Regions from separate parts of the Homo sapiens genome. Here region 1 is linked to region 2. The links are chromatin loops, found by intact Hi-C in ENCODE. Cell type or tissue: endothelial cell of umbilical vein. All regions are shown on one strand. Each heading gives the region's core, and the rest is flanking DNA. Links, peaks and the distances in the headings are about the cores only. Region 1 overlaps SLC24A3 (solute carrier family 24 member 3). Region 2 overlaps CFAP61 (cilia and flagella associated protein 61).

Region 1 (5,389 bases), core at 233-5,232, 610 kb after region 2:
ACACACAATACTTTCATAATAAAATACTTAAAATCCATATTCCACACACATATTGACATGGTCATGGTGATTATGTCCTGCATAATGAGGGTGGTTGTTAATATAATTGGTTTTTATTCTGAAGCAGCTAACGTGCTCCACCCATACAATTAGTTCAAGGGCCAGCATCTAAATTTCAAGAGGCTGTTTTCAGAGCACCATCCATTGAAACCCATCCCTCCTTGCTGTTCTGGTCCTAGGGTATGTTTTCATCCTGGCCTGCTCTAGGTACAAAGTCAGTCCTTTTCCATTGTAGTCTTTTCCAGTATAGACACTTTAAAAATCCTTTTGGATTAAATGGAGTTTAGCTTATGTCAGAGCTATGAAAATAAAGTTAAATAATAAAATGAGGTTATATATTGCTGAGTCAATTGGAAAAGAATGACTGCAATCCTGTTGTAGAAAAGGATACCTTTTAGCTAAAGAATAATTGGGGTCAGTTATATGTTATGTCTGGGATTCCATTCTAGAACTAGAATTTAGATCCTTTTCTCTCTCAAATGGTCTCCTTGATCCTAACTTGTTATTTAATTTCACCATCAGACCTTCTTTCAAAACAAAGCTAGAGTTACCTGGTCAGTGTAAGTAGCAGATGACCTGAAGATTACAGAAATAGACTTGGCAAATTAATTTCATATATCTCAAGTCATTTTGATCATTTAAGTCAAACATAGATGGATCTCATGAGAATTTGGGTGGCTTGTTGTCTCCAAACTTACTGTTATTAATGTGATTATTAAACAGATATCTTCAAAGTTACTAGCTGTCTTAATCTTATTTTCCAACGTTGTATAATGTTTTAAACTTTGACAATCTCCCTCATCTCCATCTGGGCAACTTTGCTCAAAATGGAATCTCTTATGAGAATAGCCATAGTGGCTTTTCATAGGATCTCTTGTGCCCTAAGCCTCTAAGATGATTTCTCTTTACTCACCAATAATTTATAGTTATTGCTTATACCTATGTCTTTTAAATTCTATACCAGAATTAAGTGATTTTGCACTAACATCACAATACCATGGGACTCTATACTTGTGTATGTATTTACCTTTACCAGAGAGCTTCATATTTTTGTATACTTTTGTTTGGCTTTCTAGAATCCTTTTGTTTCAACTTGAAGGTCTCTCTTCAGTATTTCTTGTAGGGCAGGCCTAGTGGTGATAACTCTCTCAGCTTTTATTTATCTGAGAAAATCTTAATTTCCCCATGATTAATGAATGGCAGTTTTTCTGCACAGTATTCTTGGCCGTCAGTTTTTTCTTTTAGCACTTTGAATATATCATCCCAATCCATTCTGGCCCGCAAGGCTTCTTCTGAGAAATCCATTGATAATCTTATGGATTTTCTCTTGTATGAGGCAAATCACTTTTCTCTTGCTGCTTTCAAGATTCATGTCTTTACTTTTGACAGTTTGATGATAGTGTGTTTGATGGCAAGGTCTCTTTGGATTAATTGTATTTGGAGTTATATGAGGTCCTTGAATTTGTATGCCCATTTCCTTCCTCAAATTTGCGGAGATATTGGCTATTATTTCTTCAAATAGGCTCTCTGTCCTTTCTTTCTTCTCCTTCTGAACTCCCATGATGTGTACATTGGTCCACTTGATCGTATCCTATATGTCTCTTAATAGCTCTTTGCTTTTCTTCATCCTTTTTGTTTTTTACCCCTATGACTTGATAATTTCAAATAACCTGTCTTGAAGTTTGCTGATTCTTTCTTTTGCTTGATACAGTATACTGTTGATCCCTTCTGGTGAATTTTTCAATTCAGTTATTGTTCTTTAGCCCTAGATTTTCTGTTTAGTTCTTTTTTATAGTTTCTTTTTGCTGATGCTCTCATTTTGTTTGTATATTGTTTTCCTGATTTCATTTAGTTGTCTGTGTGTGTGTGTGTGTTTTATAGCTCATTGGGCATTTTTATGATGGTTATTCTTAATTCTTTTTCAGGTAATTCATAAATCTTTATTTCTTTTGGGTCAGTTACTGGAGATTTATTAATTTATTTTTTCCTTTTATTGGGCCATGTTTTCCTGTTTCTTGTTTGTTTGTTTGTTGTTGTTGTTTTGTATGTCTTACGATATTTTGTTGATATGTGGACATTTGAAAAAACAAACACCTCTCCCAGTCTCTATGGACTGTCTTCAGACAGGGAACATCTTCTCCAATTAGCCCCACTAGAGATTCTGCAGGCCTCTCAAATCTTCCCAGCGGTTGCATCATCTCTGGGCCTACAGGTATAATTTCCCAGCTGAAGTGGTGTGCCTGTTTCTACTCAGTAGCTCCCCCTGGTGTCTGTCTGTGATGCTTTAATTTCTCTGGTAGTGGTGTAGCAAGCAGAACTGTTGCCTTGGTTCTCAGTGGCCCCCAGGTATCAAAAGTGTGCTGTTTCCCCACCAGCATTCTAGGTCAGGCAAGAAAGCAACCAGTCCCCTGAGAAGCACCCCCAAAATCCAGGCATTGGGTGCATGTTCTGCCTTTTTCTTTTCCTCCTGAAGGAGAAGCCATGAGTTTGGAGGATGGGATATAGTAGGTAAGTCCAACAAATGTTCTTCCCTCCTCCAATGTGTCTCTTCTTGGTGTTGTACTCACCTGGGGTCCTGTAACCTGTCAACTGGTTTCTGATGTTCTCACAAAGGCAATGTGGTTTATACATTGTTGTTAAGTTAATGTCTCCATGGGGGAAGGACCTGGGGCTTCCTGTTCCACCATCTTGCTGAAATCACTGATGCTCTCTCTACTCATCAGTGATATGAGTGCTCTCACTTCTGCAGGCTGAGATTATTTTCTTTTCTTTTTTCTTTTTCTTTTTTTTTTTTTTTTTTTTGAGATGGAGTCTCGCTGTGTCGCCAGGCTGGAGTGCAGTGGCGCAATCTCAGCTCACTGCAACCTCCGCCTCCTGGGTTCAAGCGATTCTCCTGCCTCAGTCTCCCGAGTAGCTGGGACTATAGGCGTGCCCCACCATGCCTGGCTAATTTTTTTTAAAAATTATTTTTAGCAGAGACAGGGTTTCACCATGTTGGCCAAGAGGGTCTCAATCTCTTGTCCTCGTGGTCTGCCCGCCTCAGCCTCCCAAAGTTCTGGGATTACAGGAGTGAGCCACAACTCCCAGCTGAGGGTATTTTCTTCTCAGTGACTGATTTACATTTTCCTCGAAATTACTTCAAATTTGCTCCTACCTGTGCTAATATACATCTCCTTATAGAATCCTTGTCACTTATTACTACTCTGTGTTTATACTTGTTCAATGAATGTGATAGTTAAATGTTTCACAAATCACTCAACAGAACATTCTTCTCAAGGGTGGGCACCATGGTGTTCCTCCTTCCATTAATTAATGTAGTGGAACAATTAAAATAATGTTGATCAGGCATGACTTATTCTTTTCTTTTCTTCTTACAGCTTGTTGTTCCTTTATTTATTTTATCATAATCTCCCTGAACCCCAGAATATTTACTTGTTTTCATTCTGTGCCTTTTTTTCCCCCCATCCTCAGTCCATCTGCCAAGTAAATATAAGAATCAAGGTTCCTTTGTGTCCATGGAAAGTGTAAGTAGACTTCCATGTAGAATGGTCAAGAATCACGTTAGGTTAATGAGTGCTGAAACAAATTAAAGGAATTCTCTTTTTCTCACAAAAGCCTACATCTTACATGTGGAAATACTATGGAGATAGTAGGAGAGTCAAGAAAATGAAGAATTTAGACATAATGGAATAACAATATTTTTACATGTTAAAATGAAGAAGATAGTGGTTGGGAAGAATGGCTTATGTGCGGTTGTACCACTTCTAAGAAACAACACAGACAGATACATGCATCTTGAGGGTAGGCACATATTTGAATAGAATGGGTCCCAAATGGATACTTTCACTTCGTCAGATCTTTCCTAAGTGCCTGTTGCATGCCAACAGCTCAATGAAATGACTCACTCCTGCTTTGCAGATAACAAGAGAATCTGATACGCTCTAAGTGGCTTCGCTCCTGATCAATCTGCAGATCTCCAGTAGGTCAGCCATTTCCTACCAGTTTGTATAACCTTGTAGGATGTTTTCAGTTAGAAGCAGGAATCCAGGTTCTTGTCCAAGGTCGCCCTTAAGACTTTCCACTGTGATCTTTTCACAGTATTCAACTGGCTCTACGTGACAGCCCATATTCATTTTGCAAGGGATGAGGAATGATCAAATAGGTATATTGTCAGTAATCAAAATACCCAAGGCCTTTTCAGTAGAACTGGGGGACTAAGATCATGAAAACAAATGTTTTTCCTCCACATCTACACTGCTCATTCTTACTCCTGGTACTTGGTGATAAGGATGCTTATGAGATGGAGCAAAGCCACTAGAGTTATTTTATATTTTTCAGGCTGTGGTAGAAACAGAGCACCAGCATTAAGGACTATACATTTACAAGGAAGCACTAACTACTTAAACGTAATCTCTCTTATGTTTTCCTGGGAAGAACTACTTAGAACCCAGGAGAATAGGACCAAGAAATATTCACCTACTCTTGAAATAAGTTGCATAGTTACTCTAAAGGTGGATTTTATTCTGTTCAACTCAACACCCTTTTCTGTCACCTTCAATAACAATGTACAAAAATAAGTGTCTTTTAGAAAAATATTGGAATTTCTTTCTCTATATGTAACTTACATCACAGTTTCATCATCAGGAAAAATGATAAGAATATTCTTGGTCTGCTTCATGCCTATCCTGGAACATAGAAAAGGTACTTCCCTGATCTGAGCCTCAGATTTCTCAGCTGAAACATGGAAGTAATAATGCATTTCTTTCTGGACTGACATAAAGATGAGCAGGATCATGTCAAGTCTTACTATAGAGCTTGGAATGTGGTTTCCTTTCTATCTGAATTCTGATGGATTTTGATTGGACTTAGTGACTACTGTAAGTTGAAAATTAATGTTTTATGAATCCAAGTAATATTAAAATATAATAATTATTACTAAAACCAATTCACAAACAGGCTATAAAGCCATAGTCAGGTGGGCTAAACTCAGGAAAAATGAATAAACTATGCCCCTAGATAAATAGGAAGAAAAATAGAATTCAATAAAGGTGGAGAAAGGAACAATCCAAAAGAAACGTGAATCAGATGAATAGATTTACAATGCCTGAAGTAAGAGAAAGTGTTGCATTAACACTCTTGATGGGATGAAATGGGAAACTGGGACTTCAGGGAAAGATATATATATATTTAGGGAGTTATTACTTGCATTCACTTGTGCCCAACTGTTTCTGAATAAACATACCTCAGTAGGAATAAATGACAAAATATATGTTTGCAGTCATTTTGGCTCCCAGAAAGAATGAAACTATAGAAACTTGGATTTAGGGTT
Region 2 (5,389 bases), core at 206-5,205:
ACACACTTTGGCCACCATGTCCAATCACTTTGACCTTGTCCACATCTCTTGAATGCCCCCACAACCCTCCCCTCCTATAACACACTGCCTTAGTTCACCATCTTGTCTAGAGGGTTTGTCTCTCTGGCTTGAGTCTCTCTCTTCTGCCCATCTTCCACACAGCTACTGGAAACCTCTTTTTAAATTAAATAAAATCTCAACGGTTTCCGGTTTTAAAATCCCTACCTTTGTTCTTGGTAGAGATTTTACCAAGGTAGCTGCAGATCAGACTCATTAAGATCCCGGTCTCAGAAGTCGGACTGCCTCAGTGCCACTCCCAGCTCTAGCACTTCTAGCTTTTTGACCTTTGCAAGTTATTTGACCTCTCTGTGGCTCTAGAACCTAATGCTTCTTAGGAGTTCTGTGAAGATTAAATGCATCATTGTCTGTAAAATGCTTAAAATATCGCCTCTGCATAGTACATTTTCAATAAATGGTAAGTGTTTTTATTACCAAACTGTTCAGCCCAAATTCCCTAGTGTGGCATAAAGGTCCTTCTGGCTGGGCCTAAGCAAACTTCCCCGACATTCTTTGTAACATCAACCTCCTTGCTATTCAGAGAAGGTTCCCTGCCCTTTCATGACTTTATATGAAAATATCACCAGCATTTTCATTTCTTTCTCCAACCTCATATTTTTGCTGTGATGGTTCTCTCTATAATCCGATTTAGCAGTGTCTAAATATTTAATTTCTTAAATCTATAACTATGTAAGAGTATTGGTCTAAAGTCATGAAGTTTATAATACATAAGTCTAATAGACTGATTTTTAATTTGATTGCCTATGAATATTCAAAAAGTTCCTTCAAATAGAACAGTGGGTCACGGAGTACAGCTTGCATTTGGGCATGCATTTGATGAAATGGCAGGAACAGCAGAACCACAGATAAAGCTCAGATCTAATGGTGTTGGCTTAATGTATATAAACAATATCTAACATCACCGTGAGCCCTCAGCTCCAAAATCAAAGGTCACCATATCATGAAAAAAAAAAAAAGTTTCAAGTTAAGTGCTCAAGCCAATGAAACATTAAACAAGGGCACCTGCATTTTCACAGCAAATAATTCCAGTGGGGATTTCACGTTGCTGTGGATACAAAGGGAGGAACAGCTCAAAGATACTTGTAAAGCAGGGAGGGATTAGGGTATCCAGGGAAATAAGTAAAAGGTATTGTGTTTCATTCCATGCTTCAGGAGGACAGCTACAAAATTAGGTCTAAACATCCTTATCCTTCAAATAAAGAGGGTCACATTGCCCATTTATTGTGAACATGATAAAAGAAACATAAAACTTTTCATGGTGCTTACCCTTCTGGGCAGTAGATACATGTCGGCCTGCTAGGCGATCGCTAGTTATTTTCTAGCTGATTTTGTGTGTGCTGTGCGTGTCTGCAGGGTGCAGGCATAGCAAACGCAACCAAAGCAAGTGATTTAATTAACTGCTTTAATTAATGCTGTTATTTGAACAAATAGATAATGTAGAGAAAAAATTATTATCCCACATCGATCTAAATGTTTCAATTTAATTTACTAAAACCTCTGCTTTCTGAATGGTTCAAAACAGTGACAAAAATATTTGCCAATGAAAATAAATCCTAGCTCGTGATAGATATTTAACCTATCTACATATTCTACTAGTTAAAAAATAACTCAGATTTAATTCAGTCTTAACAACAACACATGCCATAAAATACTATAGGTGGAGTTTAGAAGTTGGGAGCTCTGTGAACTTCCAATATCAGAGGCAAAACAAATCCACACAAAATATTTATTGTTAAGTACACAGCAGAGTAAGAGAATCTACCAGTTTTTCCCTGAAAAAAATTTAACTTTCTTTAGCAATATTTTTTTCTGTTTAAATCATAAGAGACTTTTGGACAAGGTCCTGAGCCATTAATTTAATTTGTTTATTTTAAAAAAATTTTTATTTTGGAGGATTTTAAATATACACGAGGTGAAAAAAGCTTAGCAATGACTAATATTGTGCTGCTTTGAAAATACTCACCAACACTGTAGTGGTTGGAGTAAACACCACACATTGTATTATTTCATCTTAAATTCTCTAACATGCAAGAACCTAACAAGAAAATGAATTTCAGAAAACGGGGAAGGTGCAGGAAACTGTTAAGTATTAAAGAGATTTCAGGGGCACATTAACCAAATGCAGTAGTTGGACCTGGTTTGCATCCTTATCCAAACCAACTAACTGTAAAAGAACAATTTTAAGACCACTGGGAAAACTGAGCACGGACTGGTATTAGATGATATTAAGGAGTTATGGGGTATTTGTTCGAGTGTGTTAATAGTACTCAATCCATTTTTGTTGTTAGTAAAAATTAAACGGCAGCTGCATCCATGGCCACAAAGTTGTTGGTCATGACACACTCTGACCTCCAGGGGGAGACCGAAGAGAGAGATCCACAGAGGAGGTGTGGGATGGAGGATTCTGAACACATCTAGAAGGGAGTGGGCAGTTCGTGGGGTGAGACAGAGGTTACAAGCTCTCTCCCTGACCCTACTTCTCTCTTCTCTTGGGTGCCATCTTGCCCAGCTCCACCTTGGGTGGCTCAGAGCTCCCTGGTCCTGGAGCTCCTGTAGGAATGAGGATGCGACCTGGAGAAACGGGGCAAGGAGCAAGTCTCGTAAGGTACCCTGAGTCTGGGTGTGACTCAACCCTGGACCCGACACTAAGGTAGAAGTGTCTGCCTGGAGGGCCCTGGGTGCTCTCTGGAGTCCTCGGGGACCTGGCAGGGGAGGGGCATGGTGGCCAGGATAAGGGGCTAGGTAGAAGTTCAGGATCTCAGATAAAAAACTTATGTATCACAAAATAAACACATAAATCCTTACTGAAAAAATGAAAATGCATGCCATTCTTGAAATGTCAATTGAAAAGATAAGAATAAAATTTGGGAGTTCTGGCAAAACAGATGAAAATGAAATTGAGCTTTCCTTTATAATTTAGGGGAAATGATTAATGATGTTTTTATCTATGTCTAGGAAGTAAAAACATTATACATTTATACTTTAAGCATATGTTTATATATACTGAGCACATACCAGATGTAAATACCAAGATGGTAGCTATCAAAGACAAGCCAGAAAGCCCTTGCACATGAGAGATGGCAAAATACAAGACACAAATCAATTTGTTCCTTAAGGATGGAATCATGGAACATTATGGGAATTCAAAATCCAGTGGGATCACTTCTGGTTGGGGAGGATGAAGAAGAGCTTTGTGTTTTGGGCAAATGCTGGCTATTAGCAAGGCTTTAATAACACCACATGGGCAGGTTTTTTCTTGGGCCTTCCTTCTTAATGGTGATAGTTTAAGCATGAGACTTCGTGAAATGCTTTCTGCTAGGTCCAATTTAGCATGTTAATACTATGAATATGGGTTCAGCTATATAATGTTAATAATAACTTAAAAATTAGGCCTGGTAAGCCCCAAAGTAATGATGTGACTTAGAAGTTATATGATTCACTAAGAATTAGAAAATGTGGTTTGGAAAACAAGCCCATAAAAATGAGTTAGTTACAATGAGCAATTACAGGGGGAAATAGGTTTCCTTATAGATGAGACTGCCAATTTTGAGCAAATGTCTATAAAAATGGCTCCTAAACCCACCTGCATGTTGGAATTACCTGGGGATTCTATTAAAAATACTGTACATATTCCTGAAACCCACCCCAGGCCTACTGAATTGTAACTCCAGGAACAGGGTCCCAGGACACTGTATTTGTACAACCCTCCCCATCCCTATCCAAGTGGCTGTGATGTGCAGAATTGTAGAGCCTGGAACTTTTGCAATCTGTTGCTTATAGAAACAGTTACTTAATATTAACCCTAAAATCTCAAAAGGTGATTCACAACATTTTCCTCCACCACAAGTTCTTAAAATAAAAAGGAGAATTCAAACCATTTTTTTCAAGCCTATGTCTTACTATACTGGTAAGTGTTGGATTATCTGTTTGAAAGGCATTATCTTCAGAGAAGTACACTTAGAGAGAAACCTGGTCTCCAGAAGCCATCTGCTGCATAGATGGCTTTGCCTGCTCTGGGTCTCACACAGAGGCTCACGGTCTTCCCACTCCCCAGCAACGAGGACCACCTGTCACCTCTACTGGAGGGCCCTCATGCCTGTGTTTTCAGGCGGGGCTGTTTCTGGGCTTCCCTTCCAAATTTCCACCCAACATCAAATGCTGTAAGTTGGGGGGCAGTTTGATATGTCCTTATTCCCTCAATCCTCTTGTGCATCATTTTATGTGCGCCAAGATAAAAGAATTATGGCCCTAATCCTCCCTCCGCAGGGAGGAAATAAAGTGGCTGGCAGGTGCAGAGCTGAGGAAGTGGGAAAGGGTGCACAGCTGAGGGTGTATGATGCCTTTGCTTTTTTGGGAGTGAGGCTGCCCATGAGAAAAGTGGGGATGGGAGGATGGTGCAGGAAGGGTAAACACCACATCGGCCTGGTGGCATTGGCCGAGTGTGTCCCTGCAGGTCTCGTGAAGACACACATTGCTGGGCCTGATTCCCAGAGTGTTTCTGATGCAGGAGGTCTGGGTGGGGCCTGAAAATCTGCATTTCTAACAGTTCCCAAGTGATGTCCATACTGCTGGGCCAGGGACGGCACTTTGAGAGCCTCTGTTCAAGGAGGAGAGAAAACTGAGAGGCTCCTGAGAGTTTGGGAGTCTCAAGAAAGGAGGGGAGAGTTTAATGTAAGTTTCTATGAAGGAAGTTTATGATCCCATTAAATATCTGAGAGACATGAGTCTCTTAGGAGGATGTTCTGCAGACTCCAGGGAACGTCTCACCAGGAGTCAGATGCAGCTGCGGGTGGGAAGCACCTCCGGCTCCCCCAGTCCTCGGGGAAGAGGGCATCCTCCACGTGGAGGAGACTCCAGCTCCCCAGCCACTTCCCGCCTTTGAAAGTCAATGCAGGCTTCCATGGGGATCTAGACATGCAAATTTAATTAGTGGGGAGGTGTCCGTCTAACAAGTGTCAGCACTAGGCCTTTGGACAGATGCTTGACATTTGCTACCTGACTGTATGCTCAGGCTGGTGTGTGAGGAGGGATTCTGGGTGCCTTCCCTGCAGCACAGGTGAGGAGACTGAAGTTCTGCGTTTTGGAATCACTCTCCTGGGCCCTCTCCACTCCACCGTCGCTTCTGACTTCCTTGACCTGCCGCCTTCCCTGGAGGGCTGGGAAAGCAGAGCCTGGCCCTACCCCCAGGTTTCAGATTCAGTCCCTGGAGAGTGGGGCCTAAGTATCCCCACCTCTGACAGCTTCCCAGGTAATGCTGATGGTGCTGGGCCACAGACTATGTTTCGAAAACTACTGATTCTAACCTTATCTC

What was found. A loop is a pair of places that touch in the nucleus more often than their neighbours do. Peaks named below come from ENCODE experiments on the same cell type or tissue, not always from the same donor. Only the 100,000 strongest peaks of a DNase experiment are listed, where the experiment ranks them.
Region 1: a loop joins it to region 2, with 11 times the contacts of the local background. A loop is called at or near these places in 2 of 110 quality-filtered maps.

The regions. Positions count from the first base shown.
Region 1 is chr20:19,625,676-19,631,064 of GRCh38, reverse strand. The region is part of intron 6 of SLC24A3 (solute carrier family 24 member 3); the gene reads right to left. Among named protein-coding and RNA genes, the nearest start is that of RIN2, 130 kb to the left of the region's middle. In endothelial cell of umbilical vein, for the core only: a CTCF peak has its summit at 2,331 (motif pointing left); a DNase peak (open chromatin) is centred at 2,324.
Region 2 is chr20:20,234,603-20,239,991 of GRCh38, reverse strand. All of the region lies in intron 18 of CFAP61 (cilia and flagella associated protein 61), which reads right to left. Among named protein-coding and RNA genes, the nearest start is that of CFAP61-AS1, 31 kb to the left of the region's middle. In endothelial cell of umbilical vein, for the core only: a CTCF peak has its summit at 2,436 (motif pointing right); no DNase peak of the experiment used is centred there; H3K27me3 peaks cover 140 bases.